Regions from separate parts of the Mus musculus genome. Here region 2 is linked to region 1. A link is a contact called in ENCODE Hi-C or POLR2A ChIA-PET data. All regions are on one chromosome and are shown on one strand. Each heading gives the region's core, a stretch centred on a gene start or an enhancer-like site at or near the end of the contact. The rest is flanking DNA. Distances are from core to core; before and after follow the strand shown.

What was found. Hi-C counts contacts between places; a loop is a spot of excess contacts on that map. ChIA-PET counts read pairs that join two places held with the same protein, here RNA polymerase II (POLR2A).
Region 2: a loop to region 1 is called in a map of heart, with 6 times the contacts of the local background. The contact joins the enhancer-like site here to the promoter of Tha1 in region 1. A Hi-C loop is called at or near these places in 12 of 37 maps with a recorded cell type or tissue (T-helper 1 cell, T-helper 2 cell, adrenal gland and 4 more). POLR2A ChIA-PET finds 5 or more read pairs at or near these places in 5 of 5 experiments (Patski and embryonic stem cell).

Annotation. Positions count from the first base shown.
Region 1 is chr11:117,868,352-117,875,068 of GRCm38, reverse strand. Tha1 (threonine aldolase 1) reads left to right here and starts at 1,543. Exons shown (of 7, transcript NM_027919.4): 1 at 1,543-1,898; 2 at 3,382-3,465; 3 at 3,969-4,057; 4 at 4,449-4,634; 5 at 5,261-5,398; 6 at 5,517-5,709; 7 at 6,327-6,717. The coding sequence starts at 1,670. The coding sequence ends at 6,610. Gm11725 (a long non-coding RNA gene) reads right to left here and starts at 3,984. Exons shown (of 3, transcript XR_001780380.2): 1 at 3,636-3,984; 2 at 2,866-2,974.
Region 2 is chr11:117,911,350-117,918,942 of GRCm38, reverse strand. No RefSeq gene overlaps it. Among named protein-coding and RNA genes, the nearest start is that of Tha1, 42 kb to the right of the region's middle. Within about 2 kb of position 6,087, at least 1 of the 3 ENCODE cell types and tissues checked has a DNase peak (open chromatin) inside an H3K27ac peak, as active enhancers do; it is heart, where a contact is called at or near this core.

The sequences.
Region 1 (6,717 bases), core at 294-2,793:
ATCCTCACCAGAGTTAGGGACCATGGCCACAAGTTGTCTGCTGACACACTATTGGGAGCGGGCAAATGCTATCTATGTTCCTTCTTTTTAATTTTAATTTTTTGAAACAGAGTCTCACTTTAGTACAGATTGGCCTGAAAGTCTCAAATATCCTCCCGCCTCCCCCAACCCCACCCCGCCCCAAAGGACTGAGATTACAGGCATGAGCCACCATGCCTGCCTTTTGCAGTACTGAGGAATCAATCTAAGGATCACATGCTTACTAGCTAGGTGCTCTGTCACAGGGCTCTTGGGCATGACTTCCATGGAAGCACCTTGTCTCTCCAAGCCAATGGTATAGGAAAAAGAAAGATTTCTAGATACCTCCAAAACTCCGTTTCCCATATGTCCTAGAGAGATGGCAGACACAAACCCATACAGTCTCTTGGAGACTCTGTAACTCTAGCTCCAGGTTGTCCAGCGCCCTCTTCTGGCCCCAGTAGGTAACTACACTCATGTGTATCTACTCCCCACCCCACACATATGATTTTTAAAGTTTTAAATCTCCCCCCCCCCCCATACAGGGTCTCTGTGTAGCCTTGATTGTCCTGGAACTCTGTGGACCAGGCTGGCCTCGAATTCAGAGATCCGCCTACCTCTGCCTCCCCAGTGCTGGAATTAAAGGTGTGTGCCACCACCTCCCAGCTTTAAATTCATTTAAAAGAAGAATTTGGGGAGAGGAGAGGGGAAGGGGAGGGGGAAGGAGGAGGAGGAGGGGAGAGGAGGGAGGGGGAATGTATCCCATTTGGTAGCATGCTTGCCTAGCACTTACAAAGCCCTAAATCTAGTTCCCAGCACAGCGTAAACTGGGCATGGTGGCACACACTTGAATTCCCAAGCAGGACGGTCAGATGTTCAAGGTCAACTAGGTTACCCAGTGAGTTCAGAACTAATTTTGTTGTTTGTTTGTTTGTTTTGAGACAAGGTTTCTCTGTGTAGCCCTGGCTGTCCTGGAACTCACTTTGTAAACCAGGCTGGCCTCGAACTCAGAAATCCGCCTGCCTCTGCCTCCCAAGTGCTGTGATTAAAGGCGTGCGCCACCACTGCCCGGCCAGAACTAATTTTTAAGGAGAAAAATTAAAAAGACTCCAGTGGTTGAAAGCTACTGTTTATGGGCAACACGGTACCATACTTGATTCCTGGACTTCACATCAGTGTCTGCAGCCTGTTTCCTCGGGTGTAAAATGAGGACCGTGAGGGACTGGAGAGGTGGCTCAGAGGCATGGAACTGATTATGAAGAGAACCTGAGTTCCATTCCCAAACACCCAGGTGTTTCCCAGAGTGGCTGAGACGCTTAATTAAGTTAAATCTGCAGTGCCACGAGCAGTACCATGTACACGCTAAAATCCCCGGACCTCAGCTTTGTTTCCCACTCAGCAAAGTAAGGAACTGTCATTCCAAAATCTCCTAGCCTTTGGAACAACGGAACACAAAAACTACAACTCTCAGCATGCTGCGGGGCTCGAATAATGTATAAAACTCCAGAGAGGACTACAATTCCCATAGTGCCCCGGGCTTGCCCAGTTCAGGTCCGCGCGGGGTCAGAAGAGTCCAGTTACACGGGTTCCCCGCTGGCACGGAAGAGACTGTCCTCCGCTCCTGCGGCCGAGAAAGACGAGTGCCACAGCCATGCTATGCAGCCTGTTCCGGGCCGCCATGCTACGCAGCCTGTTCCGGGCCACGGTCCCGGGGCTCAGGGTGCCCTGGGCTCAGTGGTCTAGGAATTGGGCGGGGGTCCCAGCCCACGTGGTGGACCTACGCAGCGACACGGTGACCCGGCCAGGGCCGGCCATGAGGCGCGCTATGGCCGAAGCGGTTGTAGGAGACGATGATTACGGCGAAGACCCTACGGTCCACGGTGAGCCCGGCGAACAGGCCCGGGGCAGGGGTCGTTGCGGTGACCCCGGGACGCTGTCCGTGGTTCTGACAGGACAGCACGGACGCAGAGGGGTGCCTCGCTGACATTTGAGGACGCTCAGTGGTGCACTCTGCGTTCTTGTTCCTTCTCGGAGAGATCCCTGGTAATGCAGACTCTTGAGCTCCACAATGGACTTGGGGAGCCAGAATCTGCATTTTAACAGGACCACCTGGTGATTTCTGCCCACTGTCACCCAATTGCCCAGATGGGTGTTGTCCAGACTTGGCAAAGCAAGACCCCGAGATGGGCAGAGAGGAGTTCAAGGACCCACATCAGGAACAGGGAAGAACCAGGGTTTGAGACAGGTCTTACTACAAGGAGGGCTAACTACTCTCCTTCATTCATTGGCTGACTTCACAAAGACAAAATCAATCCAGCAAAGAAAGTGCTCGCTGCTCCTTCACAGGGGGGGGGGGGGGGTGCAGAATTTCATATCTAGGGAGTGCAGCGCGTTAAGGAGACAGCAAACCAAAGCCCACCCGGGGTCAATAGTCACTGCTAAGGTGGACCTCTAGTGCTGCTGTGTGTGCACTAGAGATCCAGAGATACACCAGAGATCACACTTGACCTTTGTGGACCCAGGGGTGATTGGGGCTGATCTAGAATCTCTTGACAACAAGATATTACCAGGAACTTCAAAGATGCTGAGCTACACTGCTCTCAGCAGGCACCTGGTGTAAACAGGTCACCACATCAAGGCTGGGAGGTCCTGGCCTCGACAGGAGTCTGAGGAGGGTGAACCAGGGGCTGGGAGGAGGAGCGAGCAGAACTCATCCCCGACCGCACACAGGGCTCAGGGAGACACGGGTATGTGTCCTCTGGGGACAGAATCTAGATCACTTTAGCACTGAGCATTGTGTCACAGACAGGAGAGCCACCATGGCCTTTACCCAGGCCATCCACTCACCCGCCAGCTGCACTCTTTGTGCCCTGCCCGCTCCCCAGAGGCTCTTCTTCCGTGGTGATGTGCAGAGGAAGTCCACAGGGAAACCACAAGGCCTCACCTGCCGGGGCTTCTGGGAAAGGGAGAAAAACAGGTGTGAGGTCTGGGTGGGAAAGGGGCTTCAAACCACAAGGGAGTTTCGGTGGCCTGGGGCGGGGACTGTGGCTCAGGAGGACTGACAGAGGGGCCTCTGGCTGTGGCACGTGGTTACCAAGATCACAGACTCCAAGCCCCACCCACAGGACCATCATTTCTCATCCGAGCAAATGTACCTTTTCGGAGAGAAGTGCTTAAGATAAGGTCTTGCTGTATAGCTCAGGCGGCCCTCCAACTCAGTTATCCTCCTGCTTCAGCAGAGTACTGGAATCACAGGTCTATTCTATCAAACCCTGTAACAAGTACACACGAACTGTGTGCCACGGTACAGTGGCCCGAGGAATTGCTGATTCTTGCCCTTCCCCTGCCCCCCTCCCTTCTCAGAACTGCAGGAAAAGGCTGCAGAGTTGCTTGGGGTAGAGAGGACGCTGTTTGTGCCCACCAACACTATGGCCAACCTCATCTCTGGTGAGTGTCTTACCCGCCCCTCTGAGCCCCAGCTCAAAGGGTCTGTGGCACTGGTGGGCACACACCTGGATTTCTTTTGGGTGCAACTGGTGGAGCACTCTGCATTTGGCAGTGGGAGGAGTGAGGTCTGAGTCTCTGCTACTCCCTAGCTCTTCTTCCTGGATGCTTACCTTGCAGCCCTGGCCTGGGTTGTTTCCCAGTGTGCTTCTGTCCTCTGGCTGCTCCTGGTACCCTGGGATGCCTGTTCCTGGAGGCAGCATCCTGGCACTCTTCCTTGCTGGCCATGGGGGTCTGGTGCAGGTTATTAGTGTCCAGCCTTCACAGCCTAGAATTGTGTAACACACCAGTCTTTTCAACACGTGACAGTGAGGTGTTTTGACTCCCAATTGACAGAGGGAGTCTGAGCTCACTGGGGGCCCTAGCTCAGCCTGGCCAAGCTGAGCAGGGGCAGAGAGATCCTCTGGACCCAGTTCCAAATCCTGCCCTCCTCCCATCTGTCTCAGTGATGGGTCACTGCCGGCGCCGGGGTTCCCAGGTCCTCCTTGGGCAGGAATGCCACCTCCACGTCTATGAGCAGGGCGGGGTGGCACAGGTAAGGACCAGACAATAATACCCTGGGGTTTTGGATATTCTTCAGCCAGCTAGGATGTCAAGGTAGGCCCCTGTTTCTCAGGTACCAGCCTGGAACCGGCAGAGGGGGGAAAGAGAGATGGAAGGGAGGGCCTGGGCCCAGATTTGCTCACTTGTCGCGGTGCCTTACTGCCCTCTAGTGGACAGATGGAGCACTAGCACTCCAGAAAGACGCCAAAGGGCAACGACTGAACAGAAAAAGCAGGAACCAGCAGCCTTTCCAGTTCGGATGCTGTGTAAACATGCTCAGAAGAAAGACCCTGGGTTCCAGAGGTGGCTCTGACTGCAGGGGAACCTTCCTACCCAGAAGTGCCACCGGACCCACCTGATCCAGCATCCTCTCCCACCTGCAGATCGCTGGGGTGCATTCCCACCCCCTCCCCGACCTGCCCTATGGCACCTTGGACCTGAATGAGCTAGAGAGGGCACTCACGCGGGGCTCTGGGAGTCCCTACCATCCAGTCTGTGAGCTCGTGTACCTGGAGAACACTCACAGCAGCGCGGGAGGCCGGGTCCTCCCTGTCGACTACCTCCGCCAGGTAGGCTACCTCCCCCAGGTAGGCTCCCACACAGCAGTGTCCCAATGCCAGCCCAGTGCACTCTGGGCTTCCTGTTTCCCCTGATACAGTCCCTTTCCTTAGGAAAATCCTCTCTCTGGCGGACTGGAGAGATTGCTCAGTGGTTAACAACAGTGCTCTAAGAGAGAATCTGAGCCGGGCAGTAGTGGCGCACGCCTTTAATCCCAGCACTTGGGAGGCAGGCGGATTTCTGAGTTCGAGGCCAGCCTGGTCTACACAGTGAGTTCCAGGACAGCCAGGGCTACACAGAGAAACCCTGTCTCGAAAAACCAGAGAGAGAGAAAGAGAGAGAGACTGAGAGTTTGGCTGGATCAAAACCATCTGCAATGGCATACACCTGCACACATAAAATAAAAATAAGACAACTGGAGAGAAGGCTGGATGGTTAGCATCACTTGCTGCTCTTCCAGAGGACCTGAATTATATTCCCAGCACCTACACCAGGCAACTCACAATTTGTAACTCTCGCTCCTGGGGAATCCAGTGCTTCTGGATTTAATTTAAATTTAAAAAAAAAAAACAAGATTCCAAGCCCAGTGGTCTCTTGGAAATTTTGCCTCTGAACACCACCTGCCCTTTGCTTTCAGGTGTGCCTCCTGGCCCACGCCCACGGAGCAAGGGTCCACATGGATGGAGCTCGGTTGATGAATGCAGCAGTGGCTCTGCGCATACCCCCTGCCCGCCTTGTAGAGCACTGTGACTCTGTATCCTTCTGTTTCTCTAAGGTAGGCTGTCCTTCCGGAGCCTGACAGACCTGCTTGCCTCGCTCGGGTGCTGAGGCTGAAGCTCTAACCTCATCTCAAGGGCAGGCTTTGTGAGATAGGGTCTCTTCTCTTCCCTTAGGGCCTAGGTGCACCAGTGGGAGCTCTGGTTGGCGGATCCAAAGACTTCATTGGAGAAGCATGGCGCCTCCGCAAGGCCCTGGGTGGAGGCATGCGCCAGGCTGGAGTGCTGGCTGCGGCTGCCCTGGTGGGACTAGCTGAGGCAGAGGAGGTGCTACCAAGGGACCACGAGAATGCCCAGAGATTCGCTAAAGGTGCCTGGAAGGACCCCCCCCTATCCCTTTTGCTCCCTCCTACTTGGGCCTAGATGTCCCGGGCAGCAGGATCAGGTCCCCAGCAGATCTGCACCCCAAGAGTCTAGCGTGTTGAGAGTTGGCACTACAGGGTCGGGGATTTAGCTCAGTGCTAGGCAAGCGCAAGGCCCTGGGTTCAGTCCTCAGCTCTAGAAAGAGAGAGAGAGGGGAGAGAGAGAGAGAGTTAGTTGGCACTAAGTCTCTAGGATGGGACCTTGGGTCTTCTTGCCTCACCGGCCCTGCTCCAAGGGGCACCCCACACTGGGTGCAACCAGCAGAGTCAGGAACCAGGCCAGAGTAGAGCCTCCAACTTGGGTCTTTTGTGCATGTTCTAAACATTCATAATGACCCTATGATGTTCCCACATCTGAGGCCCAGAGTAGATGACCAATCTATTTAGTGTGAGGAAGAAGGAAAAAGTAGGACTCAACTCATGTTTCTGAATGCCACATCAGGATTCAAGCTGTTTCCCCACAGGATAATCGGGGTGCCCTTCTGCCTTCCCTGTGGGATCGATCTGGCAGTGGCATGGTTGGGCCCTGGGGTTGGGGTATACTCACCACCATATCTGACTCCAGGACTCCAAGACCTGGCGTCACCCATTTGCTCTGTGGATCCTGCCACCGTGGAGACCAACATGGTGCTGGTGCAGGTAGCTGGGCTGCCTCCCTCGGAGCTATGCCAGCGCCTGCAGGCTGTGAGTGCAGAGGAGGTGGCTCAGACTGGCCGTGCCGTGCGCGTGCTGCTGTTTCCCTGGACAGAACAGTCTGTGCGGGCTGTGTGGCACCGAGATGTGTCTGCTCAGGACACGGAACTGGCACTGAAGAAGTGGGAGTTTGTGCTGAGACAGTTGCGGCCCTGAGGCCAGGGGATCCGGGACCCCGTGCTACGATTGGAGTGGGCAGTGAGATGCCTGAAGCTGTTAGCCTGGTGAAGGCTCATCCTCTCTGGAGGATGGTGACATCATTC
Region 2 (7,593 bases), core at 4,838-7,337, 39 kb before region 1:
CACACACACACACACAGATCCCTCCCCAACCTTCCTTCCCTTGGACGTTGGAGCAGCCCCCACTTGGTCCTTCGATGACAGTGACAGTAATCCCAGCACCTGTCATTTGGTGCACACCTGCATGAAATCCCGTGGGGCAGGCAGTGGTCATGTTCTGCTTTGGAGCCACGCTGTCCACCCACCGTGTCCACCCACCGTGTCCACCCACGCTGCCCACCCACCCTGACGTACAAAGCAGTTCCAGTCACTCTGTGTTGCCGCCCACGCTGGGGTGTTTCTATTATGTGGTCTTGTGGTACGAGTTGATGTGAGTGCACCTGTGTGTGCAGGAGTCCCCTCATCTGTCTCCATCTTCCTTGAAAGCAGGGTCTCCCTCTGAACCTAGAGCTCTCAGTTTTCCTGATAGCCTGACAGTCAGCCAGCATGCTCAGAGACCCTTCTGCATCTATACCCACAGTGCTGCGGAATAGGCATGCAAGGGTCCCTTCCCAGCAGGGACATCTAACTGCTGAGCCACATGTCCAGCCCAACACTTTGTTAACTGTCATTTGCCATTATCTGTCTTCTTTCACAAAGTTCAGGTCTTCTGTCCACCCCTTGCTTCTGTGTGTGTTAGGTGTGTGTGTAGACCAGAGGTCAACGTCTGACCCTGCTACTCAGTCACAGTGCGGTCCACTTCGGCTTATTGCTATTTGTTTGTGCAGGAGGGACATTCACACGCCATAATGAGTGTGGAGGTCGTATGATAACTCTCTGGAGTGAAAACTTCCTTCTATCGTGTGGGTCCCAAGGATCCAGCCTAGGTCTCCCACTTCCAGGTGAGGGCCTTGGCCTGCTGGATCAGCTCACTGGCTTTGCCGTGCTTTCTCTCTCCTTTCACCTTGGGTCTCTCACTGGCCTGGAATTCACCAAATGGGCAAGGCTGGATGGCCAGGAGCCTATGGTCTGCTTCTCACCAACTCCCCAGCACTGGAATGCACCACCATGTCTGTCCACTTATTGTCAAGGTTTATTTTAAATTATGAGTGGGGGAAGGTATGTGCACACAAGTACAGGTGCCCAAGGGAGGCCAGCAGAGGAGTTAGATCCCCTGGAGCTGGAGTTACGACGGTGGTTTGTAAGCCACGTGATGCCCGTGCTTAGAACAACAAACAAACAAACAAACACTTGGTGCCTTTGCAAGAACAGAAGGCACTCTTTTGTGGGGGAGGGTGGGGAGAGAGTTCAAGACAGGGTTTTCTTATGTAGTCCTGACTGTCCTAGAACTCACTTTATATCCGACTGACCTGGGACTACTAAAGGCACAGATACCCTTCTACCTGCTGCCGGAAGCACTCTTAGCCCCTGAGCTATCTCTCCAGCCCAGCATACCTTTGTGTTTGGCTTTGTTGTTGGTTCTGGGGATCAAACTCAGATTCTTTGCTTGCAAGGCAAGTGTTACACTCACTAAGCTGTTTCTTCAGCCCCTCTGGCCCTTTTCTTTGGGATCTTAGCTTGCCACCGTTTAGGAGTTCTGATCATCCTGTCTTGTTCTCCTCTCTGTAGCCTGTCCTTTTCTCTCTCTGTGTCTAGCAGCTGTGGCCACAGGACGACTCAAGAGTCATTGGCACCACTTACAAATATCCACTGGCTTCTCCAAGAACATTGTGTCTAAAGCAGCACACACTCACTGGCCACATAGTTTGGACAGCCCCAGCAGCACACACTCACTGGGCACATAGGTTGGACAGCCCCAGCAGCACACACTCACTGGGCACATAGTTTGGACAGCCCCAGCAGCACACACTCACTGGGCACACAGGTTGGACAGCCCCAGAAGCACACACTCACTGGACACACAGGTGGGAAAGCCCAGCAGCACACCTGCCGGGCACACAGGTGGGACAGGTCCACTTTCCTGGAGCACTGCTTTGAAGTGCCTTATGGGAAGTCTACAAAAGTCCTAGAGGCACAGCCAAGCCAGAGTGCCAGAGTGGGCCGTGTCCTGAGGAAAGTCAGGTTCCTAGCAATCAGCCCTGGTACAGCAGTGACAGTGTCCCAGGATAGTTTTGTCGCAGAATTCTATAAGGAGCAGGGAAGGGGTTTCCTGAGCACCCAGCTCATTCCAGCCCAGGGAGAGGCTCCACGTCCCAGGGTCCGAGGCAAAACGTAACCATCCTTGAAGCCCAGGAACAAAACCAGAGCAGGCAGGTTACTCATAGCCCCAGTCAAACACTGCTGTACAGACAGCTTCTAAGGCTCCATCACACAACCCCATGCCGCCCCCCCCCGCCCACCCATGGGCTATAGCCGGGAGTCTCTTGCTAGCAGGGTTCTGAGCCTGCCTTAATCTCTCCTGCCCTTGGTAGACTCAGAGAGGCTGGCTCCCCTCCCTATGGCATCAACAGCTTAGTACCATCTTGCCAGCCCTCCCTGCTCGCAGCCAACCCTGTGTCCCCAATCCTGACTGCCCCCCACCCCTGAGCCCTGGTTTGCTTGCTATTGATGTAGTTATAGGCGTTCTAACCAAAAGCAACTGGTGGGGGGAGGGTTTATTTATTTATTTATTTATTTATCTTTCTGGTCTCGAAGTCCTTCACCAAGGGAAGCCAGGGCAGAAACTCTAGACAGGAACCTAGAGGCAGGAACAGAAGCAGAGGCCATGGAGGAGTGCTGTGTATTGGCTTGCTCTCCATGACTTGTTCATCTTGCTTATGTAAGGAATTACAGCTCCCAGGCCCACCTGTCCAGGGGTGGCGTTGCCCTCAGGAAGATGCTCAGCCTGATGTAGGCAGCCCCTCAGCTGAGGGCGCCTTTCCCCATATGATCCTATTTTGCGCAAGCCGATTAAGAACCAGGTTACTGCATGGCTCTCTTAGGCTCTGCCCCAAGGTCACCTTGTCAGAGAGGCCTGGGTGGGCCACAGGAAACAGGCTCTCAACACTGGATTATTCCCATCCTGTTGTGACGTGAGAATGTTTTCTTTCTCTCCCTTCCCCAAAGATCATAGACAAGATCTATCTTAGCCACCTTGCCGTCCCTGACAGGATTGACTGAACTCTCAAACTGTGAGCCAGCAGACCCCTCTTCCTGTAAGATGCTTCTAATGGGTCTTTGGTCGGAGTGGTAGAGAATAACGAATACAGTATATTCGGGTACCTCGCCACAGGAGAACTCTCTGGAAGGTAGAATAGTCACATGGTGCCCTGTGTGGGTATAGAAGCTTGGAGGCTGGAGGTTAGGGGAGAAGGCTCTACTTTCCACATTGCCCCTATCTGTAGGGCTTATGTTGAGCAATAAGGTTGGAGAGGTGGCTTGGTGGCTAGAAGTGCTGGCTATGCCTCCAGAGGACTTAGGTTCAATTCTTAGCACCCACATAGTGTGGCTCACAACCATCTCTATCTTCAGTCCCAGGGGATCTGGCGCCCTCTTCTGACATGTACAGGTACTGCATGCAAGTGATGCATATGCATGCTTCCAGGCAAAACATCCACACACATAAAGTAATTTAAAAAATGAAGGCATAAGCTGGGCTGGAGAGATGGCTCATCAGTTAAGAGCACTAACTGCTCTTCCAAAGGTCCTGAGTTCAAATCCCAGCAACCACATGGTGGCTCAGAACCACCCATAATGAGATCTGAAGCCCTCTTCTGCTGCATCTGAAGACTGCTACATTGTACTTAGATATAATAATAAACAAATCTTTAAAAAAAAAAAGAGCACTTGCTGCTCCTGCAGAGCACCTGGGTCAGTGACCAGCTCCCCCATCAGGCAGCTCTCTCCCACCTGCCTGTAACTCCAGCTCCAGGGCATCAGATACCTTCTTCTGGTTTCTGTGAGCACACACATAAAAATAAATCTTAGGGGGTTTGTTTGTTTGTTTGTTTGTTTGTTTGTTTTGGATCTTTTGAGACAGGGCTTGTCTGTGTAGCCCTGCCTGTCCTGGAACTCATCCTGGTCTGCCCTGCTCAGAGCTCAGAGTTTGCTGGCTACTGGAGAACAGGCACTAAGCCTTGGCTTTTGTTATTGTTGTTGAGTCAATCTTAAAAAAAAAAAAAAAAAAAAAAAAAAAGAGTAGACATTCGTAGTCACAGGACAAAGGTTCCTCTGATGGTGTCAGGCCAGGCTCATGTTGGGAGGAAGAAGCCTCATCAGGAAGTGGGTAAGTTCCAGGTGAGGTATCCCTTAAGTGTGGTGGAGGAGCACGTGAGGATTAGGGAGGAGTCTGAGCAAGGGAAGCCGAGCTGGCAGCCGCTGCAGTCATGACCCTTTGAAGTTCATCTGGACAAACCACAGTCCTGGGCGTGCTGTCTCCAGACTGCGTTAGATAAGGGGGCCCAGCCTGGCCAGCCTGCAGGCAGGAGGCTCACGCCCATGTACCTTCTGCAGCCGCCCATCACTGGCTTCGACGCCCTCGTCTGAGGGACGCTTCAGTGGACCCAAGTGGACCTCGAGGGGCCACAGCTAGGCTCTGGCTTCAGTTTCCCTGCTGGCTGGGACACTGCCTGTTCCCAGAACACTCTCTGCCCCAGAGGCCGTTCACCCTGGGTAGGGGCCCAGGATAAAAGATGCCACCCGAGCTATCCCTTTGATGGTGGCATCAGCTACTGCCAGGGTGAGCTGGTGATGGGGCGGGGATGGAGGTCACTTCTGCTCAGAGGCCTGTAGCCTTCTGCCCATGTTCGAGCCAAAGCCCAGCTAGGAGGCCTCAAGCCCCGGTTGCAGGGAGTCCTTCTAGTTGAGAGGCCCTGTGCTCAGCAGACCCTGGGCTGACTGGCCTGAAGAGCATGCTGAGAGGAGAACCCCACTCTTGTGACTGTGAATGGAGTAAGGGGAGCGGCCAGCCCAGGGGCTGAACGAGGACCACCATGTGTGCCCCTGCTGAGGGGCAGCTTAGGGCTAAGGCGGGATGCTAGGGGCAATGCCAGTCCCCTCGGCCTCCAAGTCTGTGCTTCTTCCTCCCTGAAGGCAGCCAGTTGTGCCTGATGCTACAGGGCCTGAGAAAAAGACAGGCTGGACATGGTGGCACACGCCTTTAATCCCAGCACTTGGGAGGCAGAGGCAGGCGGATTTCTGAGTTCGAGGCATGCTGGGCTACAGAGTGAGTTCCAGGACAGCCAGGGCTACACAGAGAAACCCTGTCTTGAAAAACAAACAAACAAAAAAGACAGAAGCACACGGGACTGCTGTGTGTGTGTGTGGCTGAGTGGACTGTGCAAACAGTGGGACCCTTAAAAAAAAAAAAGTAAGAATTTGATAGAACATTAAACGGGACATGAGGCGTGTCTGTGTTCATGGGCTCATGCATTCTTGGGTCACCAGTACCAGAAACCCATCCTGAAGTAAAGAAAAAGCACAAAGAAAGTACTGTATAGCCATGTGTAAACTCACAATACACATGCACAAAAGCTCTGAGGCCACCATGTGTAAACTCATAATACACACAAAGGCCCAGTGGCCACTATGTGTAAACTCATAATACACACAAAGGCCCTGTGGCCACCATGTGTAAATACACAATACACACAAAGGCCCTGTGGCCACCTGGCACTCACATGGCAGGTGGCGGAGTTGGACTCTAAAGGCAGACCTGCCAGGTCCTCCCTGAAGGGCCGGCCCATTAGACCTGACAGTCTGAGGAACTGCCCCTTCCTAAGAGGCAGGGTTTCTTGACACTGTGGTACCCAAGACCCAACTCCCTGTTACCCAAGTTTGAAGTCTGGTTCTGTCTAGTCATTCTCTGGGGCCCCATTTCTTTATCTGTATATTATTATCTCTATTTACTACTGAGTTATTTCTCATGACTCATACGCAACACGTAGAGTAGCCCAGCCACATAAATGGCCTGGGTGGTGCTCCCCAACCCCCTCCATGGTCTCACTGTGGGCCTCCGTTTGCTCTCCTGGGGTTACCTCCTGCACTGACTTACCTCCACCTAAAGAAAGCCAAACCACCCAGCAGTGAGTATAGATCTGGGGCCATCTTCCTTCCACATCCACGCTTCCAAGTGGAAGGAAACACAGCCTACAGCTCCGGCCTTTGCTGAGGGCCACTGCGCTGCAAAGGGCTCCCTCTAGCGGTGCGAAGCTGCTCCCCTGGGCCCTAGCTCACCCTGGGGAGGAAGTGGGAAGCAGCTGGAATCCAGCTCTTTCTCCCCTGGGCGGTGTGGCAGGGTCTTAAGGCTCTCAGCTTCTGGCCCGTGTGTGGAGACGCCTGTAGACTCGCCTTTGTCTTTTCAATCCTTTGAGCAGCAGACCTGGATCAATGCAGCAGCAAGAGTAGAGGCTCCAAGAAGAGAAGCTGCCAGTTCGCGGCTGTCTGCGGGGGAGGGGGAGAGAGGATGGGGGCGGGGGGCGGTTCCAGGCCTGCAGCACAGACCACCCACAGTTCGAGGCTCTTACAGATGGCAGAAAGGGGGGGCATGGAAACCTACAGCTTCCCCCCCCCCCCACACAGGGTTTCTCTGTATAGCCCTGGCTGTCCAGGAATTCACTTGTAGACCAGGTTGGCCTCGAACTCAGAAATCCGCCTGCCTCTGCCTCCCCAGTGCTGGGATTAAAGGCGTGCGCCACCAGCCTACAGCCTTGAAGTACAGACAGAGAGAAGAGGGTGGAGGAAGGGGTGCATGGGTAGGTACTTTGGGTGGGCGTGTCGGCTGCGGGGGTGGGAGGTGAGTGACCACTCTAGAGAACTCTGAAACACTTTTCCTCTTTGGGGTTTTGAGACAATGTCTTGTTGTGTGACCCTGCCTGGCCTAGAACTCACTACAGAGCTCAGCTTAGCCTTGAACTCCATGCAGTCCTCAAGGGCTTAAAGAATAGGTATGCCCTCCATTCTCTGCTCTCCCCAGCCACTTGGCTGACACGGAATTCACTCTGTAGAACAGGTTAGCCTGGAACAGTCTATGTAGACCAGGCTAGCCTCAAACTCATAGCAATACTGTGGCATCGACCTCCTGGTGCTGGGATTCCAGGCAGTGTACCACTCCTGACCCCAGGCCTGCTTTCCTCTTCCTTTGTTGCTTGCACTCACCCCTATGTCTCCCTGTGCCACCTGTGTCCCCCTGTACCCCCTATATAGCTGAGAATGACCTTGAACTTCTGACCCCACCCCACCCCCGACTTCCACTTCCTGGGTGGCAGGATTTCAGGCTTAAGCCACCGCTGCCACATTTATGTGATCCTAGGGGTGGAACCCAGGGCTCCATGCACACTAGGCAAGCATTCTGCCCGCTGAACTCCCAGCCTCCAAAACCTTTTAGGACATGTTTTCCCTGTGCAGCCCTGGCTGTCCTGGAACTCACTCTGCAAACCAGGCTGGCCTTGAACTCAGAGATGTACCTGCCTCCGGACTGTTGGGATTAAATTCATGTGCCACCACGCCAAACCCTTCTTAAGGACAGACTCCTAGGGCCCTTTGCAGCCCGCTGCTTGGGCTGGTCTGGAGGGGAGCCTAGGCACCTGCATTCATACAGACAGCGAGTGAGGCTGATACACAAAAGCCTCCTCAGCTCCTGTGACATCCATTGCCACCTAGGAGCATACAAGCCGGGCCCCAGGGCCTGGACCTTGAGTTATGAGGGCCAAGGATACCCCTGTTTATATGACACACACC